Regions from separate parts of the Homo sapiens genome. Here region 2 is linked to region 1. Evidence: read pairs that join two places in POLR2A ChIA-PET (ENCODE). Cell type or tissue: OCI-LY7. All regions are shown on one strand. Each heading gives the region's core, and the rest is flanking DNA. Links, peaks and the distances in the headings are about the cores only. Region 1 overlaps IQGAP2 (IQ motif containing GTPase activating protein 2). Region 2 overlaps SV2C (synaptic vesicle glycoprotein 2C).

Region 1 (8,339 bases), core at 2,138-6,137:
TCAGCCACCACGCCCGGCCACATCATTCTTTTTCTAAAGAAATGTTTGTCTTTTTCTCATTTTTTCAAAAGTAATGTATGCTCATTGTGGAAAAAATTGGAAAATCCAGGAAGAATGTTAAAGAAAAAGCTAAAATACCCACTATCTCAACACCAAGTAAAAACCACTGTAACTATTTTGATATCTTTGAACTTAAAGTGTATACTGCGTATGGCATGTTTTACTTTTGTGGCTTCTTTTGGAATGTTATAAAGCCTCTGCCTTGAAAAGGAACCAGTTTAAGAGTGAGAGCCTTACTAACTAGTTACTATACTAATTTTTAAAAAATATCTGGAGGCCTTTTACGTAAGGGTAAGAACACTTTTTTGACATGTTGTTTAGTGCCCACCTTATTAAAGATGTATAATAAATGATATTAAACAACTGTTACTTGTTTAAACAGTCATAAAAGTGAGTTCCTTGAAAGAGTTGGAATAATTTAGTAGAAATGATGTTTTGAGTACTTCAGATACCTTAAAGAGCAGGTGAAATGCCCAGGTACGTTATTACAAACTTACTACACTGGAACCTATTCTGTAAGACCCATACTACAAGTTTCACTCATTTTGTTTATTATTTATAACTAGTTTTGAGTTGTCCTTGGCTATTATATTATTTTGATACCTACCCAGAATTGACATAATCTTCGTGGCACCAGAAACAAAAGAATACCCTTTCAAACCTGCCATGATTACAGATCTGGGTTTCGGATGGATCACTTGTGAGTCAGAACATGGCGCAACTTTGGGTTCTTCTCCCATGGCGAGTCAGACCCTGGCCACAGGCATCAGGCTAAACTTTCTTTGTTTAAAAAAAAAAAAAAAAAATCAGACCGCATTTAAGTACCCGGCTTTCAGGTAGGTCTTTATTTACAATCTGGTCCCCACCCCTGCCCCCCTTCCCCATTACCCTGAAATAATTTACTTTCTTAAGTCTCACTTGACCAGCATTGTATAATCCATTGTCCTGTCATAATGATGTATTGGCCTGATCCATTAACATTATTAAAAGCTTATGTATGCCTTTTAAATATTTTTTTTTTAATTAGTTGGGCTTTCTAGAGGTTTTCATCCCCTGGGAGACAAGGGATTGACTGTACCCAGTGATCCTTAGGCTTTTGGGCTGATTTATCATCTCAGATCATGTTTCTAGTCCTGCCTCCACTTAGTTAGTGGATGTGACCACCAGTGCTGGACCCTCTTTCTACCCGGTGTTTCTGTCACCACCTATGCTCCTTGGTTCTTCCTTATCTTGGGGCACTTCCTTTGTTTTCTGGGACTATTTAGTTTACTCAAAGTTCTTGGTCTTTATTCTTTCATGTAGTATAAATAGTATAAAAATATCTATATATAAACAAATATAGGCCAGGTGTTGTGGCTCATGCCTGTAATCCCAGCACTTTGGGAGGCTGAGGCAGGCAGATCATGTGAGGTCAGGAGTTTAAGATCAGCCTGGCCATGATGGTGAAACCTCATCTCTACCAAAAATACAAAAATTAGCCAGGTGTGGTGGCAGGTGCCTATAATCACAGCTACTCGGGAGGCTGAGGCAGGAGAATCGCTTGAACCTGGGAGGCGGAGGTTGCAGTGAGCTGAGACTGTGCCACTGCACTCTAGCCTGGGCAACAGAGGGAGACTCCATCTCAATTAAAAGAAAAAAAAAAAAGCATGGTGGCACACGCCTGTAGTCCCAGCTACTCGGGAGGCTGAGGCAGGAGAATAGACCCAGGAGGCGGAGATCACAATAAGCCAAGATCGCGCCACTGCACTCCAGCCTGGGCAACAGAGCGAGACTCCGTCTCAAAGAACAAAACAAAACAAAACAAAACAAACAAACAAAAAACAGATATAGAAGAAACAAAGTACTTGTGTTTTAATAATGCTCCCCAACTTGTTAAAGTCAATATAAATACACATTCGCTATTTATCTCTTTTTTTTATTACAACTTCCTTTTTGGACACTGTATATTATTCTCTTGATTATTGTTTTGAACCTGTGGCCTTTCTCAGACTTAACCAAGATTAATATCTCTTTCTTTTTGATGAACCAGATTGTTTCAGCTTGGTCAGTCTGAGCTCTTTCTGGCCCACTTCCTTGTCCTTCTAGCACCGTCCCTGACATTCTTTGAAATATCCTTGCTCGTGGTCACAACAGGATGTTCCAGTCCTATCCTGATTATTTCTGCTTTGAGATGTGGAACCACCACTCTCTAGGGATTCCTCTTAAAAGTCATGTGTTTATATTAATTTTTCAAGTTTAACCTTATTAGCTTACTGGATTCTGCTTTTCTTGCTGTCTAGTTCATTTGACCATTGAGATTCTTCTACATGGGCAGCCACAAACGGAAGCTATGTCTGCCTCTCCTCTGTGATAGGATTACTCTTCCCGCTGCTGATACTGTAGCTGTGTCGCAGCAGCCATGTTTTCAGGTGCAATGGTGATGCCATGGCTCTGGCAGACCCACTTCTGGTTCACCAGCCGTCCAGGTACTCTGGGAGCTTTGTGGAGTAGAGTTTGTCTAGCCAGCTCCCACACAGCCAGGTGGCTGTCTTGCTTACCAGGTGGCCTTTGAACCTGCTCCTCAGGCATTAATGCATAACTTTCCTTGTCTTAACACTCTGTTCCCTTAGAACCTTTTCCTTCCCTAAGAAACTGATTGAACCCTTATATCAGATTGATTATATCTCTAACAGTGAACATATTTGCATTTATAAATAAGATTTCCAAAGACAGTTTCTTAGCTCAAAGGACAGGCTCTAATCCTAGGTTCTCAGAAGGGATATCTGGAGATGGCAGTATTTGGAAGTAAGGTGAGGGAGGCAGTTGCACCTGCTTATTTCTTTCAAGTCCTTCCTTGCTCAGAATTCTCTCTGTGCTCTGAACCATTCCTTTCCCTTTCCTCCTCTTTCTGTCCTAAATTAGTATGGTGGTTATGCCTTTCTGTCTTCCTAAATTCTGAGCTCTTAAGAGACTATGAACCACATCTTGTTACTTCATACAGCTTACGTGCTATTGATTCCAAGTTAAAGTCTCTGGAGTTTGTATATTTAACTCTTCAGGAGGTTTAATTGAACTAATTTCTCTATGATAAGGCTACCTCAGGATTCCTTTGGTTTGGGGCTGAAAATTAGGTATAGAACCCTGGATTTTGATATGATATTGGCAGTGATATATGTGACTAAGATGGAAAAATTTGGTTCAGTAAATAAAACTATTTCAAACATGGAGTCTGTGGTGAAATAGAGATTCTTGGCATTGGAAAAAGTAAGAAAACCACTTTGATAGGTTATCAATAAGTGTTTGTATACAAAGGACACATTTATTTAACAAAGAATAGTAAGAACAAAGGTTAACACAAATGGAGCTTTTAACTATGTGCCTGGCACTGCACAAAATACTGTACTGGTATAATCTCATTTTATCTTCATAACATATCTGTGCAGTGGTCACTATTATTACTCCCATTTTATCACCAAGGCAGTTGAGGCACAGAGAGGCTGCCGAAGGTCACACAGTTAGTAAAAACCAGGATATGTGAGAACTGAACCTGTGCTATTATGAATTCAGCCAGCCAATGGCTTCAAAAGAAGTCAATTATTTCCCTACTTCTAAGAAAATTAAAAGAACACTGGTATCAGACTTGAACTTCAGCACAGGCCTCTCAGCTATTATATTTAACATGTTTTAAATGAAGAATCATGGAACTTGAGAAGGGGAAGGGCCTTGGGAAGTTATTGTAGTCTAAGTCATTCATTTCACAGATAAGGGAACTGAAAGCTTGGGTTACGTGACTTGCTCTTAGTCACACACTGAGGTTTTACCAGTTTTGGGACCAGGATTCAGCGCTTCTGGATTCTAGTCCTGTGGTCTTTCTGCTCTACCATGAGGCTTTGATATACAAACATTCATTCCACATGTTATAGTACAAAATGAGCTACACATAATGTGATCCAAGAAAGCTGAAATAAATTTAGCTCCTGCCTTTTAAGTTTGCATTTCATTACGATAGTACCTTTTAGTGTATATCCTGAAAGTATAGAAAAAACTAATACCACTAGTTTTATCTTGAAAGTGGTAGAAAAAACTAATGCCATGTGATATTGGCAGTAATGTATGTGACTAAGATGGAAAAATTTGGTTCAGTAGATAACAACTACTACTACTACTACTACTATATACTACTTTCATGATATACACTAAATGGTATTTTTTAAAACTTTCTTTATTGCTTCCTGGACTTTAAGTGATATTATTTGTACAAGTAGGAGCACATGGGTCAATGAGTCGGTAGCTACCTCTGGGCAACCCCTCCGTTGCTGGCCTCACTCAGCTGCACAGGTGTGCTGTAGCTTTTGGTGTGGTAGGAGGCTTGCTACCTCACAAAAAGTGCTCTCTTAGACATGAGAAGCAAAGGTGACATTAATTCCATGACTTCCTTTGGAATGCTCTCAGCCCTTTGACTTGGCTGTTAGGTACCAAACGGTGCTTAATAAATTAACTGTTGAAGAGCTACATGAGATTGGCACTTTTTCTATTCGATGGGCTTTTTTGTTTTTTAGATTAAGACTTGATTTCCTATATACTTCAGGTAATAAGCAGCCTCATTTGAATTTAAATGCTTGGGAAGGAAGTTTGCTATTGCTGTTTCTTTTCAGCATGGGAATACTGGGTAAACACAGTTTCCTGATAAACATTTGCCCGTTTGAGTAATCAGCTGGGAAGCACCTCCCACACAGAGATTAGGTGTAAAACGCCCATACCATGAAAAGTGATCTTTCCAAAGCTAACAGTTTAAACCTCAACATCAATGATTTAAAAAAAAAGAAAAAAAGTTGAAAATTGAGGCCAAACAGAAACTATACAATATTTTTTTTAATTTTTTAGTAAATGAGATTTTTTGATATATGCAAATGAGATCTTTACCTGATCAATATTAGCTTAAGAAAATATCAGACTTAAATTTAAAAGCAAAGATTCTTCCATGTTCAGAAAGCTAACTTCTCAGCACCACCTTGTGGTAACTTTTACTTAAGCCAGGATGTTTGTTTATTGTAAGATTTATATTAATATTACATTGTACAATGGAGAAATTAAAAATGTAATTGGAAATAGCTATCTAACTTCTTTATCATCAAAGGGGAAAATTAACAGTTTAGTATAAACATTTTACTTCATGTTATCATCAAACCTATATTTTGTGGTAGCCTAAGTACCTTAATTTAGGGATAGCATGGTAGAGAAAATTTTTTTTTTTTTTGAGACACAGAGTCTTGCTCTGTTGCCCAGGATGGAGTGCAGTGGCACAATCGTGGCTCACTGCAACGTCTGTCTCCCTGGTTCAAGCAATTCTCCTGCCTCAGCCTCCCTAGTAGCTGGGATTACAGGCGTGTGCCACCGTGCCCAGATAATTTTTGTATTTTTAGTAGAGATGGGGTTTCACCATGTTGACCAGGCTGGTCTCGAACTCCTGACCTCAAATGATCGCCTGCCTTGGCCTCCCAAAGTGCTGGGATTACAGACGTGAGCCACTGTGCCCAGCCGAGAAAAATATTTTTATATAGGAGCTGTTCCATAAATAGTAATTAAATGAATGAATGGATAAACAGAGCATAATGTGAAAACAGTTGCATCAAGATCATTGAGCACAGCTGTCTTATCCCCTTTCCAAAACTAACATGAAATTAACTACAGTAATAACTTTTAAAAAATACATTTGCGATAAAAATGCCATCTACTAACCAGAAATTTGAACAACCCCTAACATGAAGTAAACAGACAGAATTCGATTGACTGAGAAACAAACTGGGAGAAGATCACAGCCCACAAAACGCTGGGGGTTGCAGCAGAGGTAGGAGCTGTCGTGAGGTTTGCTCCAAGCAAAGGGGACAGCAAGGAAAAGAAGAGCCTCAAAGTGAGCAATCGTCAGCCTAGGACCAGCAGAACTATATGGCCCTTCCCTAAAGCAGCAAGTGTAGATGCTGATAGCGGGATAGCATGCCGGTACCCAAGACAGCTAATGACCTCAAGAAGGAACAGAGAGTCCCCAGTCTGAGAAGGAAAGACACTGGTTCCCTTCTGGCGTCCGTTCCATTGCTCTCTACAGCTTCTTAATGCTGGCTCCTGACATGCGGATCTGCAGTGAATGACCAACAAACAGCAAGTCTCAAACACTAAGATGAGTCCCAGATCAGAAGATGTCAGACATTTGAAGGAAACTGCCACTGAAGGAAGCATTAGATTCACCAAACAGAACCAAGACCCAAGGAACAAATGAAAATATTAAAATATGTGCAATTGATGATTCATTCAATTTATGTTCAACAAATATTTATTGAGCACTTACATTTATACACAGAAGAACCAAAGATAAAACTCTAAGAAGGAAAATTTGGTATAGATAAAATCAGAAAAACAGTTAATAAAATTTGTAGATATCTAAATTATTGGTGGATATAATTAAAAAAGCATGAATCTAAAATTCTAAATTATCTCAATATTCCACAGGTGGGAAAGTTAGAGGTGGAAGCATCTAAGGATAATAGATACCAATTAGTTTAGGCTTTGATAGAAAAATGTAAAAGTATATTAAAACTTCAGCAGGATATTAGTATAGGTAATATATATTAAAGATGCAGCACATTAAGTACTTGAAATAAGTATAAAATTTGTTGCTTGAAGACATTTTATGGATGTCTGCTTACATTTTACTGTATAACATTTTCTAAATTTCACTTTTTTTATAGTTTTCTTTGTAAATTAGGTATATTTTTGAATTTGTAAAAAGAGGAGGAAAGTGCAAATCAGGTAGTATGAAAGAAATTGAAGTGATACAATTATACATTTTTGATTATTTGTTCATCTATTCTCATTTCTTTTTTTCTTTTTTTCTTTTTTTTTTTGAGGTGGACTTTCACTCTTGCTGCCCAGGCTGGAATGCAATGGTGCAAATTCAGCTCACCACAAACCTCCACCTCCTGGGTTCAAGCGATTCTCCTGCCTCAGCCTCCCGAGTAGTTGGGGTTACAGGCATGTGCCACCATGCCCAGCTAATTTTGTATTTTTAGTAGAGACAGGGTTTCTCCATGTTGGTCAGGCTGGTCTTGAGCTCTCAACCTCAGGTGATTTGCCTGCCTCGGCCTCCCAAAGTGCTAGGATTACAGTCGTGAGCCACCGCCCCCAGCTATGTATTCTCATTTCTTAAATGATGGCTTGATCTCCATTCACCCCCCAAATTCTTTTGCAGTTTATCTTGCCTGTTAAATTCTGTTTAATTTTGTCGTTCCCATTACTAGAAAGGAGCAAGTGAAGAGGTTGACATTTCATTGTTCCAAGTAATATGAGCACCCTTTTAACTGGAATTTTTTCCCTATGTAATAATGAGTTGAGAATTGGTTCATAAAATATTATGGTTTTGAAAATGTCAGCATGGTATCTTAATGATCTAGCTTTAATTATAATGACTTGTTGGCATGAACCTTTGGTAGTAAAGTCTTCAGAGGCTGTGTAAAGTAAACAGTTTTATATCCATGATAATGTCTAAAGACCTAGAACTTTAACTAAGGAATGTATCCTCTCTTGCTAGTTTGGGATTATGAATACATAATGGCTATTTCACTTTGAAGAATGTTCAAAGTCTAATATAAAACTTTTTCCTCTGTGGATAAGATATAAATATCACATTGAAATTTAGTATTAAAACTAATGTTACACATATGGTAAAAAAAAAAAAAATGTTCTTTGTCCTTTGCTATGGTTTTAAAGGAAAAGCAGGAAAATAAGAGGCAAATTCTTCCCCTAAAAATTCTTTAAAATTCGAACATTCATTAATAGGCATTTCGTGGAAGACATATGAATGGCCAATGCATGTATGAAAAAATATTTACCCTCCCAACCACCATAAGGAAATACAAATTTAAATAACATCTTGTTGCTATCAGTTGCTAGTCCCTTGAAAGACTTTATTGATAATATCCTGTGGTGATAAGGGGACAAAGAAAATGGCATTCAGATGTATTCGTGGTCTAGTGGGCCATGCCCATCGGGGTTCTTAGGTTTAGCTAAATATTCAGATTGACCCACCTGTCATAAGCCACATCTGGCACCTGTTGCTCAGAAGAGAGGTAGCTGGGATAGCCAGCATGCTGGCAGGTGTTGCTCTTCAGTGGGAGCCTGCGTGACACTCCACTTAGTTGTCCATACAACCATCTGGAAGCCACCATTCTTGGTACCCCAAGATACAACTTTGCTGCTAAGAAGTGGGTTTGAGCCTTCCTGGCTTGTAAGCCTCGTGCCCCCAGGAG
Region 2 (8,339 bases), core at 1,706-5,705, 280 kb before region 1:
CCCTCAGTGACCCACCTATTAAATATTTAGGCTCTGAAAGGAACCATACAATCTTTGTACGGCATCTCCTTCATTCATTCAACAAATGTTAATTCTCTGTCTTTGTGAACGAGGTCCTGCCAGAGTTGGTGCGGCCAAAAGCAAGATTAAGACTCTGCAGCTTCATTGAGCTTTCTTTCATCAACCTCTCATTCTGCAAACAGAGCTTAGATGTGGATTACACTATACGTTTAAAATGAACCCCTCAATTGCTTGAGCCCATTGTGCCACTGCACTCCAGCCTGAGCAGCAGAGAGAACCTGTCTCAAAAAATAAATAATAAAATAAAATAACCTCCTCAATGTTAAAGCAAGGCTAGGTCATAGCCTCCTTCCTTTTTCTTGTATACTATAAGAGTGTGATACTGTTTTAGGAGAATCAGCTGCTTATCCCTCTGCCATAAGGAATAGAAGGATGAGTATTCACCTAGGACAAAAATCTGGCTTAAAAAAAAAAGACCCTCATAAATTGAAATTGGTCAGGTCCTTCCTGTGAGAAGTACAGACCTACGGTGTTTCTGTTGTCAGAAAGGTTAAATATCAATTGAAATAAAAACAAATGTTGCTTATTTGTATTAATTCAGGTCCTCCATGAAGCAGATGTCAGGATGGGATTAAACATGCAAAAATGTTATTAGAGGAAATGACTGTGAGAGAAGATGGAGAGGGAGTGAAGTATGGGAGAGCTGCAATGCAACTCTAAGCCTGAGCGAAGGAGGGAGGAAGGAGTATTTGGGTGGAATCTCCCAGACTATCCAGTAATCTAAGGAAGGTTTGGCAAGGCTGTTGGAGACCCAGGGATCATGACAACATCAGCCTCAGAGGAGTCCTGTGTGACTCAGGAAGCAGCCTGCAGTAATAGTCCTGTCAGGTCCAGTCATTGTCTGGGAGCAGCATGTGGGAAAACACCTCTGTGCACACCAGCACGATAACACAAAGGTCTGCCAGGTGCATTCTCACCGCGGTCACGCTGTTGCTGGCAGACGCTCTCCAGCACTTAAGTAGATGTCATCAGATAATCACAGGAAGTCATTTCCTTTGGTGATCTAGAAGATGACTTGTGCTCCAGAGCAGCGTGACCATGGCCATGGTAAATTCGCTAGTATGAGCTAATTAGTGAGTATCTGAAAATATTTCAGGCTAAAACCTCTTCCACCATTTCCATGTTTCTCTGGGTTGCATTAGGAGGTCTCCACTGATCTCTAACTCAGCTATTAGAGGAAAATCCCAACCAGTTGAGACACTCTATAGCTTCATCTCCCCATGGAGGCAGGATAGAATACAAGAATACAGGAATAGAACACAAAAATTCTGGCTAGAGGCTTTACTTCATTCTCTTGTGTTGCTCTAACAAAGTACCTGAGACTAAGTAATTTATAAAGAAGAGAAATTCATTTTCTCACAGTTCTGGAGGCTGGCAAGTTCAAGATCAAGGCAGGTTTGGTGTCTTGGGTGAGAGCTACTGTCTGCTTCCAGATGTTGCTGAGTCCTTCAGAGGAGACGAACACTGTGTCCTCACATGGTGGAAGGCAGAAGGGCAGGAAGGGCCAAACACTGTGTGAAGCCTCTTTTATGAGGGCCTTAATCCCATTCACCAGGGAGAAGCCCTCATGACCTAATCATCTCCTAAAGGCCCCCCTCTCTTAATACTGGGATTTGTATTGGTTTGTTCTTGCATTCCTATAAAGAAATACCTGAGACTGGGTAATTTATAAGAAAAGAGGTTTAATTGGCTCATGGTTCTGCAGACTATACAGGAAGCATAGGAAGCATAGTGGCATCTGCTTCTGGGGAGGCCTCAGGAAGCTTCCAATCATGGCAGAAGGTAAAGGGGGAGCAGGCACATCACATGTAAAGAGCAGGAGCAAGAGAGCTCAAGGGGAGGTGCCACACACTTTCAAACAACCATAGCTCACAGGAACTCACTCACCATTGCGAGGACAGTACCAAGGGCACAGTGCTAAACCATTCATGAGAAATCTGCCCCCATAATTCAATCATCTCCCACCAGGCCCCATCTCTGACACTGGGGATTACATTCTAACATGAGATTTGGGTGGGGCACACATCCAATCTCTATTAGGATTACATTTGCATTTACTGTGAAAACACTAATGAGGACGTTGTTCATTATAGGACACATCTTCTTCTACTCAGAGTCTACCATGAAGACTGAACATCTCAGGGGTGGGTTCTAGGAATCATTTTGTATTCCTCCACCCATGCTTTGAGAAGCTGTTATGTGTCCTCACTTCATATGATAAAAATTGTGTAATTCTTCACATTTCCTTCTCTGTTGTGCAATCAGGAAGCAGAGAGCCTGTGTCTCTGCTAAATCTGCATAGTCCAGATACTTGTTTCACTCTTCCTTATCTTGATTTGCCCCCTCTTATGCCCATTTTATTAATTTTGTGTCTTTTATAAGTTATCCTACCTAGATCGTTTGATAAAGAGGCAGGAAATTTTGGAATTAAATCTAGATGTACTTACTGAATAGCACTTTTCTGTGCCAAAAAAAATGAAACAACCATTTTTCCATTCTGTAAATGCCATCAACATCCTCCTTTCTTCAAAACCTCAGTATCAAAAATGAGCATAACAATTGCAGTCTTAAACAGATGCATGGTGACATTCTAGCTTTTTCCCCAGATTAGAGAGCACTTACACACTGACTGGGACATGATGATTTAAGGGACACAAAAAGAGGTGGGAGGGGACTGAACATTCCAACCCTCTGGACATATGGTTGGTTTTTCTGGAGACCAGCCCAATCCAGAAGCTATCTAGGATCCCCTCAGCCAAGAGTCATCTCATTAGCCTACAAAAGACACTCTTTTGGTGGAGCAGGGGGAAGGATGGGGTCTCCCTCTGTTGCCCAGAGCTACAATCTGTAACCAGAGCTGGAATGCAGTGATTCAATCATAGCTCACTACAGCCTCAAACTCCTGCGCTCAAGTGATCCTCCCCCATCAGCTTACAAAGTAGCTGGAACTACAGATGTGTATCACCATGCCAGGCTAATTTATTTTATTTTTTTTTATTTTAAGAGATGGGGTCTCACTGTGTTGCCCAGGCTGGTCTCAAACTCCTGGCCTCAAGCAATTCTTCTGCCCCAGCCTCTGAAGTAGCTGGTATTATAGGTATGACCCATTGTGCCAGGCTCCAAAAGATACTCTTATCCAAGGGTTTTAGGAGCTCAATGCCGGGAACTGGGGATGAAGACCAAATACTTATTCTTTACTTATACCTTATATTTAAGGCTGGAGATTATTACTAAAGTGCAATTTATTATCCAGAGGATTTAGCTATGCAAAAGGTGGGAAACTGTACCCCTGGACAGCAAATCAAAAACAAATCTACATTCCCTAAAACCTTAGCTGCTAGTTATAAGCATGACCTCAAAACCAGAAACCATCAGGGAGAAGGTTAAAAGAATTCTCTGGGTAAAACAAAATGTGAATTCCACACAGCAAAAAATACCATAGGCACATATAAATGATAAATTGAGGGCAGGAGGGGGTTGAAACAGAAATGAATTAATAACCTGAATATATAAATTGGAAATTCATAAAGAAATGTCAACAAACACTTAGCATATAAAAATGCTCAGCTTCACTAATAGTAAAAATTAATTACAAATTAAAGCAATTATGACATTTAGCTTTCTCCTATTATTCAGAGAAGACAATATTTAAAAGATAGATAAGATCCAGTGTTCTCTGGGGCAAGTGAGGGGTTACTGCTGAGTCTGTTGTGGGAATTCTGAAAACAGATACCACATTTGTAGAGGGGGATGATCTACAGTCTTAAGTATTTTTTCCCAATAGGAATAAACTATTGATTCCTCTGGTTGCTTTTCAGGTTTTTTCTTTGCCTGCCATGGATTTCTTTGGGTTTACTATGTTTGGGGTTTGCTCAGCTTCTTGAATCTGTAGGTTTACAGCTTTTGCCAAATTTATGAGGTTTTCAGCCATTATTTATTTTGTCAAAAAACAAAATTACAACAAATTTAGTGTAAAGAGCTAGTTGACTTTTATCTGCTATTCTAGAAGCAGGCAACACCTCACTCTATAAAATGGGGTGAGTGCTCTAATGAGCTGAGCAGAGAAAGTTGGCTTCATAGGCAGAAAAGCTCTAAAGAGAGCAGATACAGAGAACAAAAAGCAGATAGCCCTTTCAAAGTCCCTTTCTGTAAAGGGCTAAAACAGAGGGGACTTCCTTATTATGCTCATTTGGGTTGGCCGGAATCACCTGTTTTTTGGAAAACTGGCTCTTTTCAAAGTTCAATTTGATTAGGTGGCACTTAGCCTGAGTGACTCCATTCTGCTTAGGACTGGTCTGCTGTGGCCTAGGTGCAGGAGACTAGCCCAAAACAATGGCCTCCCGTAAAATTTAACTATTTGAATACTTTTTCAGTGCTGCCCTTTTTCTCTTCTGCCTGAACTCCAGCAACATAAATATTAGATCTTTTGTTATAGTTCCGCAGGTCCCTGATTTAGTTTGTTTTCTCTGTTCTTCACTTTAGATAGTTTCCATTGTTCTGTCTTCCAGTTCACTGGTTCTTTCCTCTGTCTCCTCCATTCTGCTGTTGAGCCCAACCACTAAGCTTTTTATTTTGGTTATCATATTTTTCAGTTCTAAAATTTTCATTTAGTTCTTCTTTATTTCTTCTACTTCTTTGCTAGGGCTTTCTATTTTTTCCATTTTTGCCGTGATGCTTTCTAAATTTCATGTGTTTCAAGTGTGTTCATAGTTGCTCATTGAAGCCTTATTATGGCTGCTTTAAAATATTCATCAGATAATTCTAACATCTCTGTCATATCAGTGTTGCCATCTATTGATTGTCTTTTTTCATTCTGTTTGAAATCTTCCTGTTTATTTGTATGACAAACAGTTTCTGATTGGAAGCAGTCATTTACATATTATGTTATGAGAATTTGGATCTTATTTAAGCCTTTTGCTTGAATTGGCTTTCTGTGACTCCTCTCTGGCAAGCGAAAGGGAGGCATTGCCTTATTATTACCAGGTGGACGTAGAAGTCCAGGTACTCCACTTAAGCTCCAGTGACACCCAAGAGTGGGCATTCTCATTACTGCTGGGAGTCCACACTCCCTTCCTGATCATGGATACCATGGGAGGGAGGGAAGGAGGAGCTCATTACCACCCAGCAGGGATGAAAGTCCCAGCTCCTTACTTACCCTTCTCTGATGGCATCCCAATGGTAGTGTTGACAGGTCTTCTTAGTTTCACAAGGGTGGAAGTCTAGGCTACCACCAGACCTTTGCTGATGTAGCTGGCAGTTGAGCTACAATTTTTTCCTGGTGTTTGGTCTGAGGAGAGAGGTTATTATCTAAAAGTTTTCTATCTTGCTAGACTGCCGTTTTCCTGGTCCTTGGGCTAGAGAGAGCAGGCTTTGGTTGTGGCTTTTCTTTTTCTGTGCCTATTGGCATTTCTGGGTTGGCAACTTGTTCGATTCCAAGTCTGAGATCTATGGAGCAGAAGGCAAACGCAGGGAACTCCCCATCCCCAAGCTCCCTAGCAGTTCTGCCTTTTTCCTCTTTCAGTCTTGTTCTGTTTGTTTTATATATAATGTGCAGGATATTTTGTTGTACTTATCAAGAAGAATAAGAAAAGTATATCTATTCCATCTCGGTGTGAATTTTAATACTGTTTGTTTATTTACTCAACAACTATTTTTTTGAGCACCTATGATACAACCGTGAGTAAATCAGTTGTGGTCTTTATTCTCATAAGCACAAGCAAACTTCAGTTGTAATATAGTGGTCAGGGTTATTACATGGGAAGTGCATGATGCTCAGAGCATCAGAGAGGTTTTCTTGAAAGAAGTTCCATTTAATTGAGATCTAGTAGGTGATAACCAGTCAAAAAGATGGAAAGAACATTTCAGTTAGAGCAAATACCAGCTAACAAGCTCTGGAAGTAAAAGAGTTACTCAAAGAACAAGTCATGAAGACTCTTTCACATTGCCTTATTGTGTGGGGACGGGGAGACTTTGAGCTGTCTTACAGAGAATGACAAGATCATTCTTGGCCTTTAGAGAGCTCCCTCTAATGGCCAGAAAGAAGGCAGGGAGGCTGGTTAAGACACTTAAGTTGTAGGTTGGAGGCCGGGCACGGTGGCTCACGTCTGTAATCCCAGCACTTTGGGAGGCCAAGGCAGGCGGATTACGAGGTCAGGAGATCGAGACCATCCTGGCTAACAAGGTGAAACCCCGTCTCTACTAAAAATACAAAAAATTAGCCAGGCATCGTGGCTGGCGCCTGTAGTCCCAGCCACTCGGGAGGCTGAGGCAGGAGAATGGCGTGAACCCGGGAGGCGGAGCTTGCAGTGAGCCGAGATCGCACCACTGTGCTCCAGCCTGGGCGACAGAGCGAAACTCCATCTCAAAAAAAAAAAAAAAAAAAAAAAAAACAGAAAGAAAGAAAGAAAAATGTAGGTTGGAAAGGGGAAAAGTCAACACTCAACATGTTCACAGATATTTAGGGATACATTCAACAAAGCTTGGTGCTTGATTAGATGTTAGGGGGAAGAAAAGAGGTTGTCAAAGAAAGATGATTCCAGTTTCTGCGTGTACAGTTGAGTGAATGGAGATGGCAGGTTTTGTTTATGTTTTTTAATTTTAAAAACCACCTGCAGGAGCACAATGGCATTTTGAGGCTGGGACACAGGAGGGACAGTGGGTCTGGGCTGTGGTCAAGAAGGTAATAAGTTCCATTTTGGACATGTTGAGTTTTTACATCAACCTGGGGCTGTCCGATTGGCATTTGAATATTTTTGTTTGGATGCCAGAAAGATACCTGAGCTGGGGATAGAGAGGTCATTCACTATTTCATTCAAAAAAAAAAAATGATTATGGAATGCATATCCTGTGCCAGGAACTATTTTAGTCATTGGGAGACAGCAGTGAACAAAACAGACAGAAAGCTTTGCCTTGATAGAGCTTATATTCTATAATAGTTTGAGGAAGACAGTCCAACAAACAGATAAGTAAAGTAGATGTAGTATATTGGATGGTGCTAAGTGCTGTAGAGAAAAATAAAGCTACGTGGAGCATAGAGAATGCTGGGGTAAGGAGAGTTACAACTGTAAATAGAATGGTCTAGGGGGATGTGACTGTAAAGCTGACATTTGAGCAAAGACCCAGGCAGACATCTGGAGAGAGTGTATTCACAGCAGAGGCAACAGCAGGTGCAAAGGTCCTGAGGTGGGAGTGTGAGAGACCAGTTGGAAGAGAGGCAAAGCTTGTCTGGCTGGAGCAGAATGACCAAGGTAGAGGGTAAGAAGCCATGGGGTCAGAGTGGACAATAAAAGGGCTTTGGTCTTCTTGCTGAGTAAAATGAAATCCAATGTGGGGTTTGGGGGCAGATGAGTGACATGAACTGACTTATGAAGTCCACAGCAAGAAATGTGGCAAGAGGTAATGGTGCCAATGGAGGTGGTGAGAAAGTGGTTAGATTCTGAAAATATGTCTAAGAGAGAGACCTGGAATAGTTCAAGTCAAAGGAAACAGAAAACAAAGGCCTCCATAGAAATAACATGTCTGAGAGGCAAGAGTTGGAGTCTGGGGGTAAATCCATCAACGTAAGAAAATCCAGAGGTAACACAGATCTGGACTAAGAAATAACAGACACCAGAGTTAGGATACCAGGCCAGGAGACAAGAGTTCAGTGAGCTAGAAACTCAGGCTGGCAGAGTGGAATACAAAAAAACTAGCCTGGAAGCAAGTGGTCAAAGTATTAAGATGTCTTGATCTTCAAAAATGGTGTATGACATTGAGAGAAGGCTTTGCAAGTTAGACTTCCCTATAACCTCTGTGCTTAGGTCAGTAGGGCAGTAGTAGTTTGCAGCTGGTTCTCAATGACATTCATTGGACTGACTTGCCCAGGGCTAGAACTCACCTCAGGTAGAGGCAAGATATCAGAACTGTCTGCAGTGGAAGTTGAAGGCACCTCTCTGCTCATGCACTCACCTTGGTCAGTCACCTCTATCTTGATCCTAAACCTTCTTCCCAACTCTGTAGTAATAGCCTGAGATTCTTGCCAAGGCCAGCTTCCCAGTGCTGTGGTACGTCTGCCACAATGATTGAGATGCAGTGGTCGATGCAGTGCCCTTCTCCCCAAGGCTCTTAATTCTTAGGCGTAGACTTGAAGAAGCCAGGAATACTTGTACTTCTGCAGGGATGAGTGAGGTGAAGCGGGAAGACGGAAAAGCAAATGTTGCATTCAGGAATTTGTCCTTGATTGTGAGGCTGGAAAGACAAGATTGCTTTGAGAAGCATTA

The links. Peaks named below come from ENCODE experiments on the same cell type or tissue, not always from the same donor. Only the 100,000 strongest peaks of a DNase experiment are listed, where the experiment ranks them.
Region 2: POLR2A ChIA-PET joins it to region 1 with 6 read pairs; 2 of 35 experiments call an interaction of 5 or more read pairs at or near these places.

Annotation. Positions count from the first base shown.
Region 1 is chr5:76,578,593-76,586,931 of GRCh38, forward strand. All of the region lies in intron 5 of IQGAP2 (IQ motif containing GTPase activating protein 2), which reads left to right. Among named protein-coding and RNA genes, the nearest start is that of F2RL2, 41 kb to the right of the region's middle. RefSeq lists an enhancer at 3,635-3,724. In OCI-LY7, for the core only: a CTCF peak has its summit at 5,045 (motif pointing left); DNase peaks (open chromatin) are centred at 3,829 and 5,049; H3K27ac peaks cover 671 bases.
Region 2 is chr5:76,303,156-76,311,494 of GRCh38, forward strand. The region is part of intron 12 of SV2C (synaptic vesicle glycoprotein 2C); the gene reads left to right. It overlaps SV2C-AS2 (SV2C antisense RNA 2), which reads right to left. Exons shown (of 4, transcript XR_001742750.2): 1 at 8,029-8,339. Among named protein-coding and RNA genes, the nearest start is that of SV2C-AS2, 4.3 kb to the right of the region's middle. In OCI-LY7, for the core only: no CTCF peak of the experiment used is centred there; no DNase peak of the experiment used is centred there.